3 separate regions of the Mus musculus genome follow, and regions 1 and 2 are each linked to region 3. Evidence: chromatin loops called from intact Hi-C (ENCODE). Cell type or tissue: left cerebral cortex. All regions are shown on one strand.

Region 1 (8,000 bases), 67 kb before region 3:
CCCTCGGTCCCCAACTCCCCTGCTGCTAAGACCTCAGCATCCCAGTCCCCAAGTGGAGTGTCCAGCTTACCCAGCCCAGCCCAGCCCACCTTTGCTCGTCTGGACTGGCTTGCTTGCTCCACCCTCTGCGGCAACACCTCTTTCTCTTTCCCTCCTGTTCTGTACACTCAAACAGGAATCAAGTTCAAGACCTGATGCAGGAAGTGATGAGGTGTGTGTGTGTGTGTGTGTGTGTGTGTGTGTGTGTGTGTGTTGTTGTTGTTGTTGTTGTTGTTGTTGTTGTTGTTGTTGTTGTTTTGTGTTTCCCATGGGCATACCTGGAAGAGACAGGAAATTACTAAACTACCATCAACCCCTTCTTCCTTCCCTCCCAGTCCTCACAGGCTGTAATGCTCCGGCAGGCAGCATGGCTGCTTTTTGTAGGGCTAGCGACTCAGTTTAGAATGGTGACTGCTTGCTGTAGGCCCGAGGCTACAGAAGAGCTGGTCTGGGGATTCCATGCAGCAGGGCTGGGCAGGAGCATGTCCCTGGACATCTGACAGGGGCTGCCCACAGTGCTGGGAAGGCTGTTCCCAGGTGTTCATTCTCCAGAGAGAAAGGGTGGCCTGGGGTCAAGAGCTCAAGGTCAGACTATAAGTAGTACTAGGAGTCTTCCCGTACCCATGCCTGCCCATGCCACCCCCAGATCTGAGAACTGCTCCCTGTGAGTGGGCAGGCTGAAGAAGTGTAAGGGGCCTGCTCCTCCACGGGGGTAACAGCACCCCTCTTTGATTTCCACCAATGAGGGAGGCTCAGTAGGTTGCATTCAGGTTAGACTGCAGGATTTCCTTTAGCTAAGCGTACCTAACAGCATCCTGCCTTAGGAGAACCCACACCTTCAGGATGGGAATGGGTAAATGTGATGATTCTCGGATGGATAAATGGGCACTACCACATGAATTGGAAGATGCCCTGGGCCTTCCTCAAAACTGCTGCCAGGCAGGAGGGTCTGAGGCAGAGATGGAGTCCGTCTATAAAGCTATGTCCACACTTTCTAGAAATACCTGTTATGTTCACAGACTGCCACCATGGGCCTGTCCCTTCCTGGGGTGGAGGGACAGTGGACTTCTATTGGTGGCATCTATGCAGATGGGGCAGGTCCTCTGAGAAAGGCATCTATAGTTGGCTCCCTTCCCTGGCAGGGGTGGTAACAATGAACCTTACAACTTTGATCTCTTAATCCATGTAGACCATCTCTGGAGGCTTCGGAGCAAGACAAGGCTATTTCAGGAGTCATGGTGGCTCAGAGGTGGGCCTTGTGATTCCGGATGCTGATCTTCCCTAATCCACATGGCCTGGGTACATATCTATACCTTCTCCCTCCTCCCTGTGCTCCTCCCATCCTTTTCCCACTCTCCAGTTTCAGCTGGTTCTGCCCTGGCCCACATCCCTGCTCAGATGTCTTCACTGCCCTGCAGGACCTGAAAGGACCATGCTCTGCCCTGTTCAGTACCTTTACACATGTTGCTCTCTCAGAGCAGGGCACGCTCTTTCCCCTCACAGTCTCACCATGTAGGCCACACCTCCAGCAGCTAGCCTCAGTGCCCTGCCCCTCCCCTTGTCCTTACCTGTTTCCATCCCCTTTATTCTGTCTTCTCCACAGGAGGCCTTCCTGTTGAGTCTGGCCTCCAGGCACAGAAAATCCTCAGCAAGTGTAGCCTTGAGGCTGAGTATCCAATGCCAAGACTGCCACACACCCATGACTGGACTTGACAGTGAAACCACTCCTAGCATCTTTCTCACCAGCAACATAGGAGTTTCACTATCAAACAGGGTTATTCGCCTAAGGATTGAGGGATGGGAGGTGTGAGGGAATTTAGGCAAGCTGTATAGGTGCTCACTCCCGCTGGTGAAGGAATCAAGCCATCCTCTGCCTTCAGCTTCTCCCTGGGCCACAAACTCCTCAGCTGCCATCACAGGCCACTTAGTGGCTCTTGAGTCCCTGACTTCTGCTCTAGACTTCCTGGGGAAAGTAGACTGCAACTAGGACCAGCTCTCCCACTCTGCACCTGGCTTCACCCCTGCGAGGCTATGACCTGTGTTCGCCCCGAGTTGGCCTCAGGTGCCAGCTCAAACCAGCCCAGCTCCAAACCACAGCCGCATGCCTTGGCCAACCCAGGAGTGGCCAGGGAAGGGGTAGGAGATTCTTGCTTCCTTCATGACCAAGGTCACTCCCAACTGAGTCCACATACCACAAGCAAAGTGGCTTTCCCCCTTCCAGTCCGATGGGATGGCAGCTCTAAGCCCCTCTCACATACACGGCGCTGCTGCTCGTTGCTTGCATCTAAGCAGCACACCCCTGCTTTTGTTTTCAGAGCTCCTGGATGGAATGAGGGATGGGGGATGAGGGATGGGGATCATTCACAGAAGGGGTACCCTGAAACCCACTCTGCATTCTCCCTGTTGCTACCCAGGTGTCCTCCTTCCTGTCGGAGGCACCTGAGGCTCCTCAGGAACACACCACAGCTGGGTCCCTGCAAAGTAGCTTGGGATTGCTGCACGCAGAGCAGAGGAAACCTTGCTGGAAATTAGCATCCCTAGGCTTCCCCTGAGCAAGGGGAGAGGGATAAGGGGAGCGGTGACGACACACTGGCCGGGTCCACTCCTCACTTCCCGACTGTCCAGACAAAGCAATAGTTCCCGTGCTTCCCTCCCAAAGAAAGACACAGAAATTAAGATTTCTGCAAAGAGTGTTAACTCCTGCAGTTGCCACTGTGACCATCTCCAGTGCTATCATGTTGTCCCTCCTTCCACCGATCCTAGTCACTGAGCCACTAGGGCAGCAGTCCCCAGGTCCATAAGCACCAGGCTTCACAGCTGAGAAAACAGAGGCTCAGAGAAGGCCAAGGACTTGCCTTGCTCCTGGCTCCAGAGTCAGGGCCCAAGGAATTCAAGGCCTGATCCGTGGGTTCCAACAGCCACCCACCTCCCGGGGAGGGAAGGGACTGTCCAAGACCATACTGCCAATTTTAGAGTCTTCCCATCATAGCTCCAGTACCAGCTGTACTCAAAAGACAGCATCGCCATGTCTCCCCAAGGAGAGCTTTTCCTAGACATGAGTAGCAATTCCCAGGCCACCTATGAAGATTCCGTGTTTGGCAGAGGGGCCTTGAAGAGGGAGAGCAAACTGGATCTGTACAGTGAGCCTCTCTCCAGAGAATGTAAGAAGCCAGGATGCCAGCCTCCCGCAGTTGTGGGAGAGACGACCCCTTCAGGTAAGCCTGCCCACCTGAAAGGGGTTGGGAGTGGGGGCTGCTCACGCACGGCGACCTCTATCGCCATCTGCTGGTCAGAACACGTGGCTTGCATGACCCCTTCCAGTACAGCTGGGTTTTTCCTACAGAGAATGCAGCCTGGAACGTTCTGTCCCACACTCTTTGGATAAGCATTCCTGAGGATGCTCTATGTACCACATACTCACTCTCCTAGGCCTGGGAACGGCATGCCGGAAGTCACAATTCCTACTAGCAGAGAACGGTCCATGAGCCGCAGGAAAGGGCAAGCCCATGGCTGAGGGTGCTTCCTTAGAAGCAGAAAGGCTGGCCCTCTGCGAACACGCCCAAGGCAGACAGCCTCTCACTGGGACTCAGAGATCCCCAGCCTCATGCACACGGTAGGAAGGAACAGGATGGGAAGGAACAGAATGGGACTCAAGCAGTGCCAGGGGCCTGAACTCAAAGGGCCTTGGAGGTCAGGTGGTGAGCAACAAGGCGCAGTCGAAGGCTTACGTCAGGGCTGGACTGGAAGGTGGGACAGCCAGAGAGCCCCAGACAGAGGAGAGCCAGTACTGCATTCGGATGGGAAAGGTGAAGCAGATGGCCTGTGGCAGGGCCATGCCAGTAAAAAGGCCGGGAGTGGGGTGGTGTGGCAAGAAGGCTCCCTGCTGACTGAGAAACTGCATCAGAAAGCAAGGGAGAGCCAGGCATCCAGGGCAACTTCTGGGACTCTGGAGTGTATCCCTGCAGCAGTGGTGGAGTCCGTCGCCCGAGTACAGGGAGACTGGAGTATGAAATTGGTTTGGGACATGCCCAGTTTAGAGGTCTAGACTGCATTCGGGGACCAGCCATCCTGCAGGAACTTGCACATGTGGATGTGGGGGTTCAGAAGCAGCTCTGAACGGGACACGTAGCCTTTGAAGGTCACCAACTCTTGAATCCTAGAGGGAAACCCATGCCCTAACTGGACTCTCTCCTGCATCTTGGAGCTCAGGTGCTGACTAACTCTCTTTCCCGTCACTCCTTTGAGTTTTGATTCCTAAGCCAGCAATGCAAGCTCTTAACTAACAATCCATGGAAATATGTCCCTTCCCAGTGCAGAATGTCCTTATCTTTTGCATATAATATATGGTTTATTATCTCAATGGCATCATTCGAACTGGGGAACAAACAAACAAAACCCCCTAATATCACCCTTTCCCAGAAGCCTCCAGCCAATGTGCTCTGATGAAGGCCCCTCCCCATGGCCCCTCCCCTTGGCCTTTCCCCCATGGCCCCTCCCCATGCCCCTTCCCCATGGCCCTTCCTCATGGCCCCTCCTGGTCAGGCCTCTGGCCCCAGTACTGCCCCAGTCTCTGCCCTGCCCACTCCCCTGCACTACTTCCTGATTCAATCAGTCAGCGCTCCTCACTCCCGTCCTCAACACCCAGACCTCATGAACTTCCTTCTGTTCTGTCCTTCACCAGTGTCCAGGGCTCTGTTGTGTATTGTGAGTTCTTTGCAGTTCCCCTCCTCACCCACACAGCATAGGCACACAGTAAACACTTCATCATCTTTGACTGCTGACCTTGTAGCGGAGAACAACAGGAACTATGAACTACTCTCCTCATAGTCTAGAAACAGAATCACTATATGTCCAACCCCTCTTCGGATAAGCACTGGACAAAACAGGGACCCAGTATCCAGAATAGAGGTGTGTGCTCATTTCTGGACATTGCCCTAGGTGAGCCTTGTCACTCTGTCACCATGGTGATACCCAACAGTGAAGTGGAGGTCCTGGGCTGGGAGGCAGGGACCTGGGATCTGGCATGCCACTGGCTCTGACTTGCTGGGTGACCTTGACTAAATCAGTCTCTCTTTGGGTCACATCTCAGCCTGTGTCTTTATCAGAAGGGTCAGTGCTCAGTAGTAAGATGGCCACTGGGACTTTCCCGGCATGAACTGCCTGCTTCTTGCCAGCCTCCTTCCACTCCAGCCTCCAAACGGGGAAATTAATTGAGTGTTCAGGTCTCTTCCCTTGCCCAGTCTCAGCCGAGCTTACTGGGAAATTAGGGTGACATTGGTGCAAATAATTGACTGTCTTTCCCAAAATGGTCTTCAGGCCCCGTTGCTTTAGCTGCTGCTTAAATAGATGAGCTAATTAAGTTAACTAATTGCTCCCAGGGTCTAATATTTCCAGTCACATGACCCAAGGAGACAACACTCCATGGCCTCTCTGCTGTCTGCATCCCCCCCCACCCCCACTGATGGGCCAGCTTCCTGCTGTGCTGGGGACCCAGCCACCGCACCCTGCACTCAGGCCAGCTCTTAGAAAAACCTTCCACCTGCCTCTGTCCACAGAGCCTGACTCAACTTACCTGCCAATTCCTCCATCTACCCAGCAACTTACGGTTAACGCTTAGCTGAGAAGTCACTGATAAGCAAAAGCGAACAAGACATTGTCCTCACAGAGTGCTTGGCTTGCATGCAGAGGTGACACCAGCCACTGACCGCACACACAGATACACGAATGCCATTATATCTGTCGTGCAACCAGTGATATAAAAAAAATATGGGACAGTGCTATGCAAAAAAGGGAAATCAAGAGGGGCTTCCTGGAGGAAGAACGGCTTGCTCTGATTTGGAGGCTGGACGGATATTAACAGTACAGTGAGGAAGAAAGTGTATTGTAGGCAGATTACTTAGATTGTGCATAACACATGAGATGCTAATACGGTGACTCTCAACCTGTGGACCTTGACCCCCGTGGGGTTGGCCGACCCTTTCATAAGAGTCGCCTAAGACCATTCGCATACCAGATGTTTAGATTACGATTCACAGCCGTAGCAAAATTACAGTTATGAAGTAGCAATGAAAATAATTTTATGGTTGTGGATCACCACTACATGAGGAACTGTATTAAGGGGTGCAGTCTTAGGAAGGTTGAGAAGCACTGTGCTAATAGCGGGATCAGGCTTTGGGGTTGGATTGGCTGTGAGGAGAGAGGAGAAGTGTCAAGAGGTGCTGGAGAGATGGTTCCGAGCAGACACAGCTCTTTCAGAGGACTGGAGTTAGATTCCCAGCACCCATAATCAAACAGCTGACAACTACCCTAACTCTAGACCTAGAGGGATCTGACACATCTGACCCCCTGTGGGCACCCTTACACAGAGACAAAACACATACTCATGACTTAAATAATAATAAAAACAGTTTTTTTCAGAAGTAACTCCTAAGGTACTAGCTTGTGGTTGGAAGACAGGCAGCAAGAGAAGAAGCAAGCATCTGGCCGCCTTGTGCTATTGTGCAAACTTAAGGGCAAAGGGGCTCTGAGTATGTCCTGCCCACACCTGCCCCTCCCACTCTATACCCAGTGCTCCCCTAGGATCCCAACTCATGGAAGCTGAAGGTCCAAGCCTGGGGCAGGGCCTGGACTAAAGTCCAGGAGGGGCTGCAGAAGCCCTTGGATGACTGAGCCAGGCCCTGGCCTGTGTCATCTGCGGTGCTAGAACTCAGTGTGGCAGAGGGGGGAGGGGGAGAGTGAGCTTTGGAACACTTACCCATGTGTACACCTCTGCATGTGTGTGCACATGCACGTGCACACACACACATTCATATTCACATGTACACATCCCTATGCCCATACATACATATATTTACACACATATGTATGCACATGCAAGAGGAAGGGGACACACCACACAAAGCCTGTTATCACCTCCTTGGCTGCCTTGAACAGCAGCTACTGGATGACTTCATTAGTGAGTCAGGAGGAAGCCGCTGACCCCCGCTGAGAGCCCTCAGGTTGGGTTTCCCTCCACAGGCTTCCATCCCTTTTTGCCTTCCCTCTGGGCTCTACAACCTGCTCTGCCCCAGCTGAGTGACCTTGGCTAAGCTGCCTTCTTCTCCTGTGGATAAAGGGCCTGGGGAAGACGATCTCTTAGCTCCCTTTCAGCCCGATGGTCCCCGGTTTGAATCTCTAAGCTGGGATGCTCTAAGTGGGTGGATGGAAAAGACACCCCCCCCCCACACACACACACACTTTTTATTTTGAGAGACCGCGGAGAGAATTAAGAGGGCCTCTAACTCTCAACGGTGTCCACAGTGGGCATACATGGGTCTTAACTGGAGGTTCTCTGAGTACAGGACACAAGGTAGGTAGCAGAGCTGCCCCCCAGCTTGGACCCCTGTCTGTTCCCCCTCCCCCTTCCCCTCCTCCTTCCCCTCCCCCTCCCCCAGACATTACCTCCCTACCTAAGTCTCTACTGTTACCTCCTGAGTACTGCCTGGGCAGTCCAGAGCTCAGTGGCCTGAGAGCCGGAGCCCTCTCCCCCACTCTAGGCTTCAGGGCTGTCACAGTGGCTGCCTGAGGGGGCGAGGAGGCAGCAGCCAAGCACTGGGAGAGTCCCTATGCTCTGCCGGGCAGCCTGCATTTCAGCCGCACTGCAATGCAGTAGTCCAATTTTTTTTTTTTTTTTTTGGTTGTTGATGTTAGTTTTTTATCCTAAAAGTCCTCGTTTTCTAGGGAAATGTGAAGCCAAATGCTTTCAAAAGGGGGTGGCCAGATTGCCTGGGAATATGTCAACTCCTTCCCATTAGGGACAGCAGCCTGTCCATGAAGAGCCCCTGGACCCTGCTCCTGGTCAGAGGAACAAGTAGCTGGTTTTTCCGTCCTAAAAGCCAGGCACAGACTGAACATAAATGTTTGTTGAATTAGAGCACTTTTGAGCTTCCAGGTCCCTGGGGCTGGGTCTTGAGGCTCCTCCA
Region 2 (8,000 bases), 190 kb before region 3:
AATCAGCTAGCTCATTTTACCGATATAGCCATAAGTAGTAAATCATCATTGTTCTACCTAAATAGTTAAGATCCCAAACAGTAGTTGTATGGTGGCATGTGCTTATAATCCTTTATGAGTCTGTGGTAGGAAGAGCACAAGTTTCTTACTTTTGGGGTGTGCGTGTGCGTGTGTGTGTGTGCGTGTGTGTGTGTTCCTATGTTGGGGATAGGTGTGGATACATTTGCATATGTGTGCACAGGCTCCATGGAGACCTGCAGAAAAGATGTTCTATAACAACAAAATCTGCCTTGTAATTCCTAGGATCTAAATGGAGAAGACCAAAGCCTTCCACCTTTAATCATTTGCAAAAGGATTTCTCACTGAACATGAAGCTCATTAATTACTTTAGAGAGCTGGTTAGCAAATTTTATGAATCCTCCTGAATTCTACCCCACCTCAAGTGCAGAGATTATAGGCATACAGTGCTGTGTCTGACCTTTTTAGATACTAAGAATCTGAACAGATCTACTTTACCATTTAAGCCATTCACTAGCTCCTATATGGCAAATTTAAGGCCAGAATAGGCTATATAGAGAGAGAGACCTTGTCTCAAATGGGAGGGGGAAGGCTAATTAATAATAATATAAGTAAGAATTGTCTTCCTTGATTGATGTTGAGGCTATGTTACAAAGATAAATTATGTTGTTTCAAAATACACAGAAAAATTGTGTGTGTGTATGTGTGTGTGTGTGTGAGAGAGAGAGAGAGAGAGAGAGAGAGAGAGAGAGAGGCAGAGAGAGAGGCAGAGAGAGAGAGAGACAGAGAGAGAGAGACTGCATGTATGCCAGCAACTTTCTTCTTTAAGGGATTTGGAAAGGCCTTTAAAAAGAGGCAGAAAGGTTCCTTTGGGAAATTGTGCTTAAACCAAGAATCTGAGTAATAGATTACAAAGCACTGGAAAGGCCCAGAATCCCCATAGAGTTAGTACAGGCCATTTAGATCCTAGGAATTACAAGGCAGATTGTGTTGTCATAGAACATCTTTTGCCAGTAAAAAAAAAAAAAAAAAATCTCTCTCTGTAGTAAACTTCTTGGCACTGGAAAATCTTAGCCTAGGGTACATGAAGTAAGAAGAATTAAAAGTGATCTTGATATAGCGCTTAGAGAATTTCTTTTAGGAAATTTCCTCTTAGAGCATTTCATTTTAAGACTGTTGAATTAAATCCATGGAGAAGACTTTCTGATCTGTGTAGAAAAGCATGGGCTACTAAGGCTTGACACAAAAGTTATTTGTCAGGTAAAGAATATCCCATTTATCCAATCATTTGTGGCATCTACTAGTGTTTCCCATATATCAGGTAGACTCCAGTGTTAATCTAAGCAAACAGTACCTCTAGCTGGATATCTAGGTGTCTTAGTTTACACTGCTGGGAAGAGACACCATGCCCAAGGCAACTTTTATAAAGGACAATATTTCATTGGGGCTGACTTACAGGATCTGAGATTCAGTCCATTTGCATCATGGCAAGAAGTATGGCAGTGTGCAGGCAGACATGGTGCTGGAGGAGCTGAGAATTCTAGATCTTTATCTGAAGGAAGCCAAGAGCAGACTGCCTCCAGGCAGCTACAAGGAGGTCTCAAAGCCCACCCCCACAGTGATGCACTTCCTCCAACAAGGCCACACCTCCTAATAGTGCCACTCCCTGGGCCAAGCATAGTCAAACCACTGACACTAGGGTTGGCCCAAGCACTTGCCAAGAGGTGCCATTTCCCTGCTCTACCTGGAGTTCTGCAAAGGAAAGGCTACTGCTGAGTCAGCCTAGGTGAGGCTGCCTTTAATAGTCTTGTGTTTGCATATTCCATTACTTGGTGTCCAGTCTCCTTCCTAGCTCACTCTTTGCTAATTCTAGTCAGCATTTCCCATATGGGCTCACAGAAGAAATACTTAGTAATGACCCAGAATAAATTGTTACGACCCTACCTAAAGATAGTCAGTAGTATCTAATTACTCTTAGAACCACACTCTCTCTCTCTCTTTCCTATAACATATTGTCCCTCCATTAAGCAGTAAAGTTGACTGGGCTCCACAGCATCCACTGTGCTAGTCAAAAAGGGGGACTTGCTATTGAGGTCGCCCTGTTGCTAATCAGTGTGGATATTGCTGAAAAGCCAGGGCAGTTCTTCCCTCCTTGGCTTTGGTTCAGTGAAACTGTATCTACTATTGAGGCTGTACCAGCTCTTCTCTCCTTCTCTATTGGCAATACTTATTGTCTTTAAAGGTGACCTCCGCCCCAAGACTCTGACATCTGTTTGTCAACTGAAATGTCATTTATAGCTAATAAAATATGTAAATGTAAAATGTACCATGTAAGGAATCTTGACCTATACCTACCAGGGTAACTGCCACCTGACAGGGTATGTAACCTTCATCCCTCATAAAGTTTTCTGTTGTCCATTTTCAGCCAATTCTTTGATGCAAAATAAGACCATTTTTCTGATTTTTCACCATAGTGTTATATGGACACATTCAGTGATATTTAATTTTAAGAAAGAAACTTCAGTAGTTATTATCTCTACCATATGTCTCCACTTGGGATTAGAGCAAGATGATTCTCAGTCTATATGATTCTTTCCTCTCTTTTTAAATATTTAGGAAGATCCCTTAGTGTCTGGCCACCTGCCAGTAGCACCGTATGGCTAAGAAGGCCATCTGTGTGACCTGAGCTCTGCTGATGTCACTAAAATCCATCCCCTCTTTTTTTTTTTTTTTATGGTTTTTTTGAGACAGGGTTTCTCTGTGTAACCCTGGCTGTCCTGGAACTCACTTTGTAGACCAGGCTGGCCTCGAACTCAGAAATCCACCTGCTTCTGCCTCCCGAGTGCTGGGATTAAAGGTGTGCGCCACCACGCCCGGTTCCATCCCCTCTTTTAAGTACTGATGAAATTGTAACCAAGATTTATTTACATGAAATTCATAGCCAAGAACAGTGCAGATGTTTTCTCATGCACAGAGTAGATGATGAAGAAGACAGTCACATGTTATTGTTCTTGTGTCTGTAAAGAATACAATAAGAAGTCTACAGACCTTGCTTAATAAGTAAATAAATGGTCACAACCAACTCCACTGGTAAATCCACCAGCTAGAGAAACTGCCAAAGACTGTGTAACCTGAAAGCTTAGTTCCTCCTTGTTTAAACAGTTCAGTTTCATAGCTGCATTAGGTAACAGGTAGTCTCTGGAAATCTTTAGATACCTTGTCTTACTAAGTCAGAAACCCCTGGATTAAAATGTTAATATGAATGCCTGTATTCCAGAGTGTGCGTGATGTTTTCTATAGAGCAGTCCCTCTCCATCCATGGGGAATGAATGCCTAAAACCCCCAGGGCTGCCTAAAATTGAAAGTAGAGCTGTACGTTCTGTGCTGTGCTTTCTCTTGTGCACCTCTGATTTTAGCCGACAAGTTGGTCAAGATAAGCAGCAATAAAATGGAATATTTGTAGCTGTATACTGAATAAAATGAACATCATTACTCTTATATTGCAGGATATCACTTAGTAAAATAAGGGTGACTGGAGCACAGGCACTGGAATCTTGATGCCTTTGAAGTTGAGCTGATTGCTAAGAAGGCAGGACAGAGCAGGATTGTGTGAGATTTTAACACACACGTTTTAAAATGTATGAGTTGACTAGTCTGGAATTTCCACTTAATATTTTCAAGACAGTCTGACTATAAGTAGCTAAACCTAAGCAAAGCTAAACTGCAACAAAGGTCTGAACGGCTGTTGTGGTGGGGGCAGGCCAGAGTGTCAGTGGCTACTGTGGTGGGGTCACCCTAGAGTATCCGCTCTGGACAGAGCAGCCAGAGGAACAGTGCTTGGATCCTTTCCATCTGTTCCTGCCTTCATTTCTGGCCTGTCTTTTCCTTGACATGAAGTTTGCTTGTTTTTCCTCATCTGCTGTTGTGGGCGGCAGTAGGTTTCCCAGCCCAATCCTGTTGTATCATTGACTTTATCACTAGAGGGCACAAGTAGTCAGCAGAAAAGACTTTAGTGAGCAAGCAGAGTCATGCCCTAAAAAGAAGCAGGCAGAACCAAAGACAGATTGCTTTTGTTCTACGGGACTTGTTGAAGAAGCTTATTCAGTACAGTAAAGACATTTCCCTTGTAACTTTTTGTATCATGAGTTACAAGATAATTCAGAGGTAACTTGGTTCAAGAACCTACTCTCATAGTTAAGAAAACTAAGGCCTCCACAGCCAGCATCTGCTGATACCTGAGTTTTTGATCTTAGCCATTCTGACTGCTGTGAGGTAGAATCTCAGGGTTGTTTTGATTTGCATTTCCCTGATGATTAAGGATGTTGAACATTTTTTTAGGTGCTTCTCAGCCATTTAGTATTCCTCAGTTAAAAATTCTTTGCTTAGCTCTGTACCCCATTTTTAATAGGGTTATTTGGTTTTCTGGAGTCCAACTTCTTGAGTTCTTTATATATGTTGGTTATTAGCCCCCTATCTGATTTAGGATTGGTAAAGATCTTTTCCCAATCTGTTCGTTGCTGTTTTGTCTCATTGACAGTGTCCTTTGCCTTACAGAAGCTTTGCAATTTTATGAAGTCCCATTTGTCAATTCTTGATCTTACAGCACAAGCCATTGCTGTTCTATTCAGGAGTTTTTCCCCTGTGCCCATATCTTCGAGGCTCTTTCTCACTTTCTCCTCTATAAGTTTCAGTGTCTCTGGTTTTATGTGGCGTTCCTTGATCCACTTAGACTTGAGCTTTATACAAGGAGATAAGAATGGATCAGTTTGAATTCTTCTACATGCTAACTGCCGGTTGAGCCACCAACATTTGTTGAAAATGCTGTCTTCTTTTCACTGGATGGTTAGATAGAGGAACACTCCTCCATTGCTGGTGGGATTGCAAGCTGGTAATCAGATTGCAAGTCTGGAAATCAGTTTGGTGATTCCTCAGAAAATTGGACATAGTTCTACTGGAAGATTCAGCAATATTACTCCTGGGCATATACCCAGAAGATGCTACAACTTGTAATAAGGACATATGCTCTACTATGTTCATAGTAGCCTTATGTATAATAGCCAGAAGCTGGAAAGAACCCAGATGTCCCTCAACAGAGGAATGGATACAGAAAATGTGGTACATTTACACAATGGAGTACTACTCAGCTATTAAAACCAATGAATTCATGAAATTCTTAGACAAATGGATGGATCTGGAGGATATCATCCTGAGCGAGGTAACCCAATCACAAAAGAACACACATGATATGCACTCACTTATAAGTGGATATTAGCCCAGAAACTCAGAATACCAAAGATACAATTTGTAAAACACATGAAACTCAAGAAGAAGGAAGACCAAAGTGTAGATACTTTGATCCTTCTTAGAAGGGGGAACAAAATACCCATGGAAGGAGTTACAGAGACAAAGTTCTGAGCAGAGACTAAAGGCATGACTATCCAGAGACTGCTCCACCTGGGGATCCATCCCACAAACAACCACAGAACCTAGATACTATTGCAGATGCCAACAAGAGCTTGCTGACAGGAGCCTGATATAGCTGTCTCCTGAGAGGCTCTGCCAGTGCCTGACTAATACAGAAGTGTATGCTCACAGTCATCCATTAGACAGAGCACAGGGTCCTCAATGAAGGAGCTAGAGAAAGTACCCAAGGAGCTGATGGGGTTTGCAGCCCCCTAGAAGGAACAACAATATGAACTAACCAGTAGCCCCAGAGCTCCTGGGGACTAAACCACCAATCAAAGCACACGGAAAGACTCATGGCTCTAGCTGCATATGTAGCTGAGGATGGCCTAGTTGGTCATCAATGGGAGGAGAGGCCCTTGGTCCTGTGAAGGCTCTATGCCCCAGTATAGGGGAATGACAGGGCCAGGAAGCGGGAGTGGGTGGGTTGGGGAGCAAGGAAAAGGGGGAGAGGATAGGGGATTTTCAGAGGGGAAATTAGGAAAGGGGATAACATTTGAAATGTAAATAAAGAAAATATATAATAAAAGAAAGGAAAGGAAAGGAAGGAAAAACTAAGGCCTGAAGATGCTAGTTACTTGGAGACATGAAATCTCTAGGTGATCCTGTGGCTTGCATCAGGGAACCTTTTTAGAGACAGTAGTAACACAGACCTGAAAATATGGCTTACGTTCTTTGCCATAACCCTGCCATTTGGATTTTCTAACTAGCTGGTTCCATGTTTGAATTGACTTGTTAGCAGCTTTGACCTCCTTGAGTGAAGGACCTTCAGAACTTGAAGGCTGCTCAGTGGGTAAGAGTCCCTTCACATAGGCCAGTGTCTATCTTGGTCAGGAAGTAAGAATTAACGTTCTTTGGTTAGGCAAGTCCACCCCCACCTGTAATTCCCTGAAGACGTTTTAGGAGAATCAGGTGATAGTCAATCTGAACAAATTCACTGAAACTTTGCCCTCTACGTGCGCAGTGGAGCTATCTTAATCCCGAACGGAACTAAGAGATTGAACCAACAGCCAATCTTTAAAGCATCCTTAATTTGTGAATTTGAGGTATCGACCTGTTCTAGATAACTGTTAGCCTGCTAGTGGAGAGATCTGTTGGCAGCGTGCTCTAAAAGAGGTAAACAATCTAATATACGTGCTTTCCAACAAAGTGAACAAGAGTACAACTTAACTTTGCTGGCAAGGCTTAGTTCTGAACGTTAACAAGAAATCAAAGTCGGGCACGGTGGCACCCAGCACTCGGGAGGCAGAGGCAGGTGGATCTCTGAGTTCGAGGCCATTCTGGTCTACAGAGTGAGTTCCAGGATAGCCAGGCTACACAGAGAAACCCTGTCTCATACAAAACAAAAACAAAAGAAAAAAGAAATCAAAGCCCCAGAAGTATCTCTAATGCTGACCACTAAGTACACTTGGTACTCTGTGCTGCTTCCCTTTGGTTGGGATCTTCCTGTTCTTTCTCTAATGCTCTTATGCACCATTTGTGGTCAGGCATTTTTCTAGATTCTGAGGATACAATGAGAAAAAGCCCTGTTCTTGTAGAATTTACTTTCCAATAAGAGAGACCTGCAGTGAATACATACTTAAATAGGTGCTAAGTGCATTGGAAAAAGACAGAATTGAGAGGAAAAGTGTTGTGTTGACAGGAGCTTCACGGAATAAATAGGGCAGTCAAGCTAGACTGTGTTGACAAAACAGGATTTGGGCATAAGGGATGGGACGTGAGAAGCTATATTGAACATAGGAGTGACAGTAGGGTGAAAGCAGAAAGAACTGCAGCCACAAAGACCCTGAGGCAGGTGTGCCTTGCGTGTTTGAGGACTGAAAACACAAGTGTGGCCTTGGCAGAATGAACAAAAGGGCAGACGAATGGACGATGTCACTGTGACAGCTTCAGTCTTGATTTGCAGATGTGGGTCTCTGGTGCAGGTTTTATCACACCTGAGTGATGTGTGTACATATGTTTTATAGATTCTGCTGCCATATTGAAGAACGTACTCTGAGGGGATACATCAGGTAGGAGTCTGGCTCCATAATACAGGAAAAGTGAAGGAAGCTTTAGGACCAAGCTGAGAGCAGAAAGAGTCTGAGGAGTTACATTCAGGATACATTTTGAAATTAGAACCACCTAGATTTACTGTCAGTTTGGATAGAGTATGAAGAAAGACGTGAAGGTGGACACGAGGGCTAAGTCATTTCTAAGAGTAGAGCCTCATAGCTGTGATGGAGAATGCTAAAGCAAGAACAAGTCTGGCAGAAGAAGAGCAGGCCTCTGCTGCCAGGTTTAGACGTGTGAGCTTACTGGGCTCAACTGACATAGCTTTACATGGAAATGTTAAGAGAGCATGAGTATGTACGTCTAGAGTTCAAAGTTAAAGGTCCAGGTGGGATTTCTAAACTTGGATGTCAGGAAACAAACAGATCATCTCTAAAACCATGGGATTGGATGAAGTTACCAGGAAAATAACTCCAGAGAAGGACAAAACCCTAGAGCACTCCAAAATTCAAAGCAAGAAGACTGAC
Region 3 (8,000 bases):
AGAATTCACACACCAGATCCTTGATTTTTCTTGGAAAGGCAACTGAATCAAAGGCACTGAAGGCATTAAGTTTAGGACAACTCTGGAGTTAGACTGAAGAGCTTGTGAGGCCCCTCCCCCGATGGCCTCTAAAAAGATGTCCTACGCGGAAGGAGATGGAGCCCTATGATGTAGCACTTCTCTAGGAACTAATAAACCTTGGCCTTGAGCCCCCAACACTGACAGATCAAAAGCCAGGAATGGCGCTGTTCTTGTAATCCTAGCGTTTTGCCCAGTGAGGTGGGAGGATTTCTTGGAGTTCAAGACCAGCCCTGAGCTACACTTAAGTAAGCTCCATCCCAACCCGGGTTACAGAGCGCAACCCTCTCTCTAAAACCCACTAACTAAATCAAAACGGCCACAGGCAGTGTGGGCTTCGGGGAGGAGAGGACGCTCACCAGTTTCAGTTCTGTAGTCTGATGTGTGAGTTTGAATCTCAGCTCACCTCTCAGTCTGTGAGGCCCTGGGTTCATTTAGAAGTGATGGGAACCGGTAAGCACGGACGTTTAGGAATTGTTCCATAAGTGCCAGGCAACATCATGACTACTTCTAGATCTGGTCTAGATCCAGTAGGTCACTAAGTCTTAGAACTCTCCACATAATTTGCCTCAGAGAAGTTGTCTTTGCAGAGGAATGTCAGTGAATCTAGAAGCCCAGAGACTACTGGCTGGGGGAAGATTAAGGTTGGAACACCCTGGGCTGGCCCTCTGCTCCTCCCCACAGCCGGGACACTGTATTTCTACGGCTATGTGTGCAGCTCAGGCTCAGCAGCACGGCAGCCTGCAAGGTAGGTCTCTTACCTGGGTGTGGAGCAGACCAGGTGCTCGTGACCCAGGAAGATTCTGACACGAGAGTGGCCTACTGGGACCCAACCTGCATGGTACTAAGGGTCCCTTCCCAGGTAGACTTTTGCTTGGACACTTCTGTTCCTTACAGGGCTTCTGATTTTCTTAGATTGAGTTACTTTTTGCCGAAAACTCGATAACCAAAAAAAAAAAAACGGGCCCAGGCACAGCCCCAGGCACTTTGTTCACAGTGGTGAAGGTGTCTGGAAGCTGAGTGGCAGAGCAGGGCTGCCACTCCCCTGCCATAGCCCCAAGGGCAGCATGTGACCTACCTACCCTCTGAAGCAAGACACCTGGGCCTTATAGGGTCTCTTGAACTACATTTCCAGCTAGAATAAAATGCTCATCCAGCTTAAGGAAAAAAAAATGTTCCCTAAGAGAAAAGCTTTTGTAAGCCTTACCCATCGAGGGGTGGGGAAGGAACCCCAGTGCCCAGCAGAATGCCAGGATCTGGATCAGGGTTCTCTTGCTACCTCTGTGTACCAGCTGGGTGGCCTTTCCCAACCTCTGGTTCTTTTTGTTTGAGGCAGTCTCACAGTGTATCCCAGGCTAGCCTAGTAATACTCATGATTCTTTTGTGCCAACGTCCTTTTGGTCCAGGGCTGGCCAATTTAGCCTTATCAATTGATTCTCAATTTCCTCACCTGAAAACCAAGACAACCTCATTGAAAGTCATGAGGACTTTAAGTTGATACAAAGTAGCCACGGCACAGACTGTCCCACACTCTACACGTTGTACTAGCTTCCTCTCATTACCACCACAAATGCCGTTTCAAACGCCTCTTCCTCAGCCTTCCCCAAATCCACATCACGCCCCTGCCACCCCTTTATGAGTACTTGAGCTAGCTGGTGAGACCATTTCCACCCTCCTCTACTCCTGCTACCCGGAAGGTTGGCATCCACTCTCAGTATCAGACTCCTCCTGAGCCAAGCCCTGGCACCACCCACTGTCAATGCATCTGATCTAAAACGGTACTTAAGGGAGCCAACCTGACAGGGGGAGAAGCAGATAGACTGTGTAGCCGGGAAGGCTTTTTTATAGACTTTCTGGATACTCTTAGGCAGCTTTCTATGTGTAGCTGAATGGGAGCTCAAAGTTGCAATCTTCCTGCCAAAGCCTCTAAGAACCTGGATGCCAGGCATGTGCCATCATTTCCAGCGTCCCCCTGAGGATCTTGGATACCAATCTCATTTTGTGTGTAGGCCTGAATCCTTCCTTAGCAAGGTCACACAGCTAGTTTAACAGTGACACAGTTCCTGTCAATTCAATGTTTTGCCTTTCAAAGCTTTGTTCTTTCTTCTAAGTTCCATTATGTCTAGTACAGCAAGAACTCAAGACCTAGACATGGTGGTACACATAATCCCAGCACTCGGGAGGCAGAGGCAAGCAGATCTGAGTTCATGGCCAGTTTGGTCTACACAGCGAGTTCCAGAATGGCCAGAGCTACATACACAGAGAAAACCAGTTTCAAAAACAAAACACAATGAATGAGCAAGGAAACTAAGATCTATATGCACAGCACCTCCAATGCTAAACCATGTTTTGTAAGAGTTCATGAATCAGTGCAGCTGTCGTTCCCCCCCCCCCAACCGAAAATACAGGAGATGCTTAACCTGCTGGGCACACACACAGCTGGCGTCGTTAGCTTAGCAGCTGATTTCTAGCAATTGGTGAAATACAAATTCAAACCCTGACCTTTCATCTTAATCCTACAACCCAATCCTCCTCCCGGTGCCACACTATAGAAGACAGATCCTGGTGTCCAACTTAGAGCTAAGGATTGTAGTGACCTTGAGCACCTCAGTCTACCCCGCCTTCCCTCCTGTGGACCCAGCTCCAGCCCTGGGAACTAGGAAAGTAACTCAGTCCTGCCCTCTGCTGCCCTCTTCTGTTGTGCGCTAAAAGTTTCCTGCGACTTCTTCAAAAGCTGGAAAACAGCCTACTCTTCTCCAATCGCGCACGCTGCCAAATGGCTTCACTGCATTAGATTCTAAGTAGAAGTAACTGTGGTTGCTGTTAAAGGAAAAAAAAAAAAGAAGATTCTTAAGAGATGGCCTTCCACATCAGAACACTGGAGTGCTATCCAAGTTTCTGGCAGATGTAGAAGACAGACATGTTCAGTCCGAACTGTATAAAGTTCATGATTAAGGGCATAATTTTTGCCATCAAAATCCCATCCTTGGGCCTGAAGAGAAGGCTCAGTGGCTAAGGGTTCATCCTGCTCTTCCAGAGGACCCGGCATCTCCCAGCAGACACACTAGCCAGCTTACAGCTGGCAGGAGATTCTACTTCCTTTCCTAGCTCCTGAAAGCACCGCCCACATGTGGCATACATTCTCACAGGCATCTTTAAAAATCCCCAGGGCTGGAAGGGTGGATGACTCTGTGAGCACGTATTTACTCTTCCAGAGAACTGAGTTCCATTCCCAGCATCCCTGTGTGAGGGGGCTCATGGCTGCCTGGAACTCCAGGCCCAGACAGGTCTTCTCTGGTGCCCACACTCACACTTTTTTGTTTTTAATGACCCACTCTGGAGCTGGAGAGAGATGGCTCAGTGATTAGGACCACTGATTGCTCGTCCACAGGACACAGGTGCAATCCCCAGCACCCATGATGGTTCACAACTGTCTGCAACTCCAGTCCCAGACACATGGCGCACAGACACACATGCAGGAAGAACACCCATACAGGAAGAAAATAAATTTTAAAAAATATCCTACCTTACCTACAAATACTTTGTATTACAAGTATTAATCGCATGTAAATCTGTAAGAATCATGTCTGCTCGGCAGTGATACAAAAGTGTTTTTCTAAAAACTCAACAGTGGCCAATGAGACAGTGGGTTTATGGTTTTGCTGTTGTGCCTGACAACCAGCATTGGACCCCTGGACCTACATGGCAGAACCAACTCCCCCACATTGCCCTGACCCCTCAACTCATGCACTCACATGCAAATGCAACAAAACTTTGTTGAGACACAATAGAAATATGAAGTAAAAAGCAGCCTGAGAGCTGGTGTCTTGCTGCACATAGTTCTACCCCAGTTCTTAGTGTTACCGTTCTTAGCAATGGCTTCCCCGGGCTCACTCTACAGGCTGGCCGGCAGAAAGAAAGTCATCATCTCCTGTTTGCATCCCTAAGACCCAGCAGATTTGGATTCAGCTAAGTGCCCACTGCCCTCAATCCTCTTCCAGTGAAGACGGTTCTGGGGGAAGAACAGTGAGGTTTCCCGCGAGCACACCAGCCCAACCAAAGCCAGCCACCCACAGCAAGAAGACCTCTTTCTCTCACCTTTGCTCTCCCTGGGGTCAGTACATAAACCTACCCTAAGTTAGAACTATCATCAACTTGACAGGGAGTAGAATCACTTGGAGGCAAATCTGTGAGCAGCTTCTCTAGATTGCTGAATCAAATACAGATGCAGCCTGACCTCCAGCTACTGCTGCTGCTGTGGCTTCCCCACCATGTCAGACTTTACTCTCAAATGAACTCTAACTTCCGTGTGCAGACATCTTGCTGCAACAAAGCAATGAACTGATCCAGTGCACAGTATTTTCTCCCCTAGAAAGTCCTGGAGCCTTTAAAACTGCTGATCTTATTGAAAGTTGCCCAAACTAGTGTTTTTCTGCTTTTGGCCCCTAAACAGGATGAACCCAGAAAAATACCAAAAGGCTCCATAACACTCAAGGAAACAAAATAGCACTATCTGGTGGCCACCGCTGGAGTAGCAGACAGAAGACAGGCTGTCATTCTGAGAAATGAGCAGTTGGGCAAAGAGCTTTATCAGATTCACTACCTCATCCCTTCTCCAGCCTCAGCCACCCCCACCCCCACCCCCTACCCTTTATTTCCCGACACTACTCCACTTGATTCAGTGAAAAGTCCTGTTTGCGTTTGCTTGTTCAATGGATGGAGAGGGGAGGATGTAGTGATAGAAACAGAGCAATGAGATAAGCAGGAGCCTAAAAGCCTCCATGACCTATGTCAGTTTTCCAAGGCATGACAACTACTAAAAGCTGGTACCCAGGACTTACTTGCTTCCTGCCTGTGAGTAGCCATGGCAACAGTACTGGGCATGTATTCTCAGCATCAGTGAGGCAATGGAATCAGAGCAGGAGGCATTCGTTCAACACAGAGGGCGGCCATTTCAAGACTTACATGTGACCACTAGATTCTTCTCTGAAAGTCTCCTCACACCAGGACCATACACACAATGGTTGGCCGGTACCTGTAGGTTGAACCCTAGGGCATATGCCCACCATACTCAGATGAAGCAGGCTCACCAAACCTCATGGACAATATTCTTATTTCTCTGGAACCTGCAGGAAGTCCTAGGCAAGAAGTGGGACAGAGCAAAATGTTCTTAGAATAGACCCAGTCCCAAAGTTGGCCCTGCTAGGAAGGACTGTTAATCTTTGGGTTCCACATGCTGCACCACTTGCTCCTTACACTTGGTTTGAGTTTGGCGCTAAGTGACCACCACCTTGAGCATGGGAAGTACACTTTCAATTGCAGCAGGAAAGCTATAGGTGACTAGCACTTGTCTGAGAGCTTAGGGTGCCTTGCAAGTTTTGACTGGCTTGGAAACACCAAACAACTCCCAGGCACCTGGGACTACCTTTAATGACACCCCTCCACTTCCCCAGTCGACTATGCTCATGGTCATTGCCTAGAGAGCACTTAAGAGCCTGCATAGGCCCTCATCCCATATCAATTTCAAAGTATAATGAATACACATGGTTATGATGTAGGCTAAAATTAGATGCACATTTCTCCTTTTATCGTTTGCTGTCAGACCAGCAGCCCCGATCGTTTGTCCAGTCCAGTACGCTCACAGCAGAGCAGATGGGAAAGCACCGGCAGGGCAGCTCAGCACTGTTCTACCTCTAGCATGAGGCTTGCCAGGGACTAGCAAACCGATGGTCCACCTTACACTGGAAGGTAAGTGTGTAAGGTAACTATGTTTCTATAAAACAGCCTTTCTGTACAACAGCCCTGTGGTCTCTACTCACCTGAAACAGACCATAGGATGTCACTAATGCCATCCCTGTTGAAAGCAGGTTATTCAAACATTCACCACACACGACCTCACCCACCACAGCCCTCTACCCTTTTTCTCAGAACTCCAACCTGGAGTGGGATTATTACTTCTGCTGCTGGCTGGCTTGACACGTCTCATCTATACTGATGAAAACGTGCAGGAACATTTGTATGTGCTATTTATACATGAAATTTGTTTACAAAGTCTGCAAATACCTTACAAATTGATTATAGCTTAAAAATGGATTTACAACAGCATTGCGTTTTGCTTAGAATGTTTTAAGCAGCATTTTCTTTACAAGTTACACATGAAATCTCTCGAAGTTGAGAAACTTGGGCCACAGGCAAAGGACTGAGGACAGAAGGCCCAAACGGGGAGAAGCCATAAACTCCGGTGTTTCAGTCACGTTGAGGAAGGATGGCTCCAAATGCAGCCAGCCCATAACATGCTGACGATGGGGTCTTCAATGCTCTCTTCCGAAACTCTTCAACAAGCAATATTCCAGATTCTATTTCTGCAGCATTGTGGCAGAAGGAAACCTTTTCTTCTGATGTTTCTGGAAACCAAACCTAAGGCCTCTCTCTGGTCCTTGGCAAGTGGTTTTCCCGAGTTTCATCCCAGCTCAACAGAACATTTTAATATATGCTGACTAGCTTATGTCAGCTACTACTGCTCAGCTCTGGCTTCATGCTTTGTGCCCATTTAAAATACCTGCTGTCCAATACACCTCCTGTTTCATGTATATAGGAATCTATTAAGAGTCAAATTACATGAACAACCCTAGGCAGGACTGGGCCCAGTAAAACATCCATGGGCACCAAAAACTTCTCCATGTCCATCCCAAGACACAAGCAGGTCTTCTAAGTCTGCCAAATATCCATTGCACAAGGCCTCAGGGCTGGCAATGGCTCGTGGGGAAAGGTGCTTGTTGCAGAAGCCTGGTTAGGGTGGGAGATAATAGAGTCCACGGGACTTTTACTTATGGTACGGCCCTGCTGAGAGGCCCAGTTTCTACCACGGCCACAGAAATGAATACTGTTTATTCAGCTAATCACACACTAATCACCCACCAACACTGTTTGCACTTTGTCCCCCAGGATGGCTGCGGCCCCACAGTCCTCTTGACCCAGCATCCTAGGTGCTGGGATTACAACCCCACTTTCAGCGGTGGGCAGCCTGGATGTATCTTAGTCATTCTACCAAACCAGAAGCTATTAACCCCTCTCTTTCCGTGTTTTGATTTTTATATAGGCTCATGCTACTTAATCCAAGTGGACCTTCAACTGAGGCAAAATCCGGGATTCCATGCTCAGTGACAGAATGAAGGTTTGTAGTTTTGTCCGCCATTAAAACTGGAACTTCACTCTCTCTGGTCTAGCTAGTAGACTTCTCTAGTCTATCTGCCCAATCTGCCATCGTCTTCCTGACTCAGGTGCTAACTCCAGTCCTCTCTCCTGCAGGGCCTCTTAAGGTAGAAACTCAGTGGCTATTTTACTTTACCTTCTTTCTCCATTTATCCAGCATTCCTCCATGGCAGTGGTTCTCAGCCTTCCTAACGCTGTGACTCTTTAACACAGTTCCTCAGGTTGCGGTGATTCCTGACCATAAAGTTATTTATTCCACTGCTACTTCATAACTGTAACCTTGCTTCTGTTTGTATTTTTGTATTGTATTTTTGGAGACTGGTTTGCCAAAGGGGTTGTGACCAACTCATTAAGAACCACTACTCTAAGGTATCAGCAAGCTTCAAAGCTAACATAGTAAAATGTGTTCTTTTTATAAAACCTTAGCTTCTGTCAGGCACACGGGTGGCCTGAGTTGAAACTGGATGTCTTCAGTGTGTGCAGTGTTGGTACTGCACAGGGTAGGATGCACTGGCAAAGCTGAAGCAATCCCAGGGTTCATTTCATTTTACACAGCTGACATTTCAGACTTGGTATCAACACATACAAACAAACCATGATTCCCACTTGGGAAGGGGATGGTTCTATCTCCTATCATATCAGCAAATCTGCTAATATCAGATACACATGATACACAAGGCTTACACAAAGAAAAGCTGGTGAGGGCGCAT

The links. Hi-C counts contacts between places; a loop is a spot of excess contacts. Peaks named below come from ENCODE experiments on the same cell type or tissue, not always from the same donor. Only the 100,000 strongest peaks of a DNase experiment are listed, where the experiment ranks them.
Region 1: it touches region 3 in a loop (2.0-fold over the local background); 4 of 42 quality-filtered maps call a loop at or near these places.
Region 2: a loop joins it to region 3, with 3 times the contacts of the local background. A loop is called at or near these places in 12 of 42 quality-filtered maps.

The regions. Positions count from the first base shown.
Region 1 is chr1:134,700,417-134,708,416 of GRCm38, reverse strand. It overlaps a transcript of Syt2 not described here. Among named protein-coding and RNA genes, the nearest start is that of Syt2, 4.9 kb to the left of the region's middle. In left cerebral cortex, a CTCF peak has its summit at 3,328 (motif pointing left); DNase peaks (open chromatin) are centred at 3,031, 3,299 and 7,573; H3K27ac peaks cover 1,128 bases.
Region 2 is chr1:134,825,749-134,833,748 of GRCm38, reverse strand. All of the region lies in intron 18 of Ppp1r12b (protein phosphatase 1, regulatory subunit 12B), which reads left to right. Among named protein-coding and RNA genes, the nearest start is that of Gm32670, 55 kb to the right of the region's middle. In left cerebral cortex, a CTCF peak has its summit at 3,992 (motif pointing right); a DNase peak (open chromatin) is centred at 3,988.
Region 3 is chr1:134,633,478-134,641,477 of GRCm38, reverse strand. No RefSeq gene overlaps it. Among named protein-coding and RNA genes, the nearest start is that of Syt2, 72 kb to the left of the region's middle. In left cerebral cortex, CTCF peaks have their summits at 2,773 (motif pointing left) and 4,593 (motif pointing left); DNase peaks (open chromatin) are centred at 3,207, 4,585, 4,939, 5,619 and 2 more places; H3K27ac peaks cover 241 bases.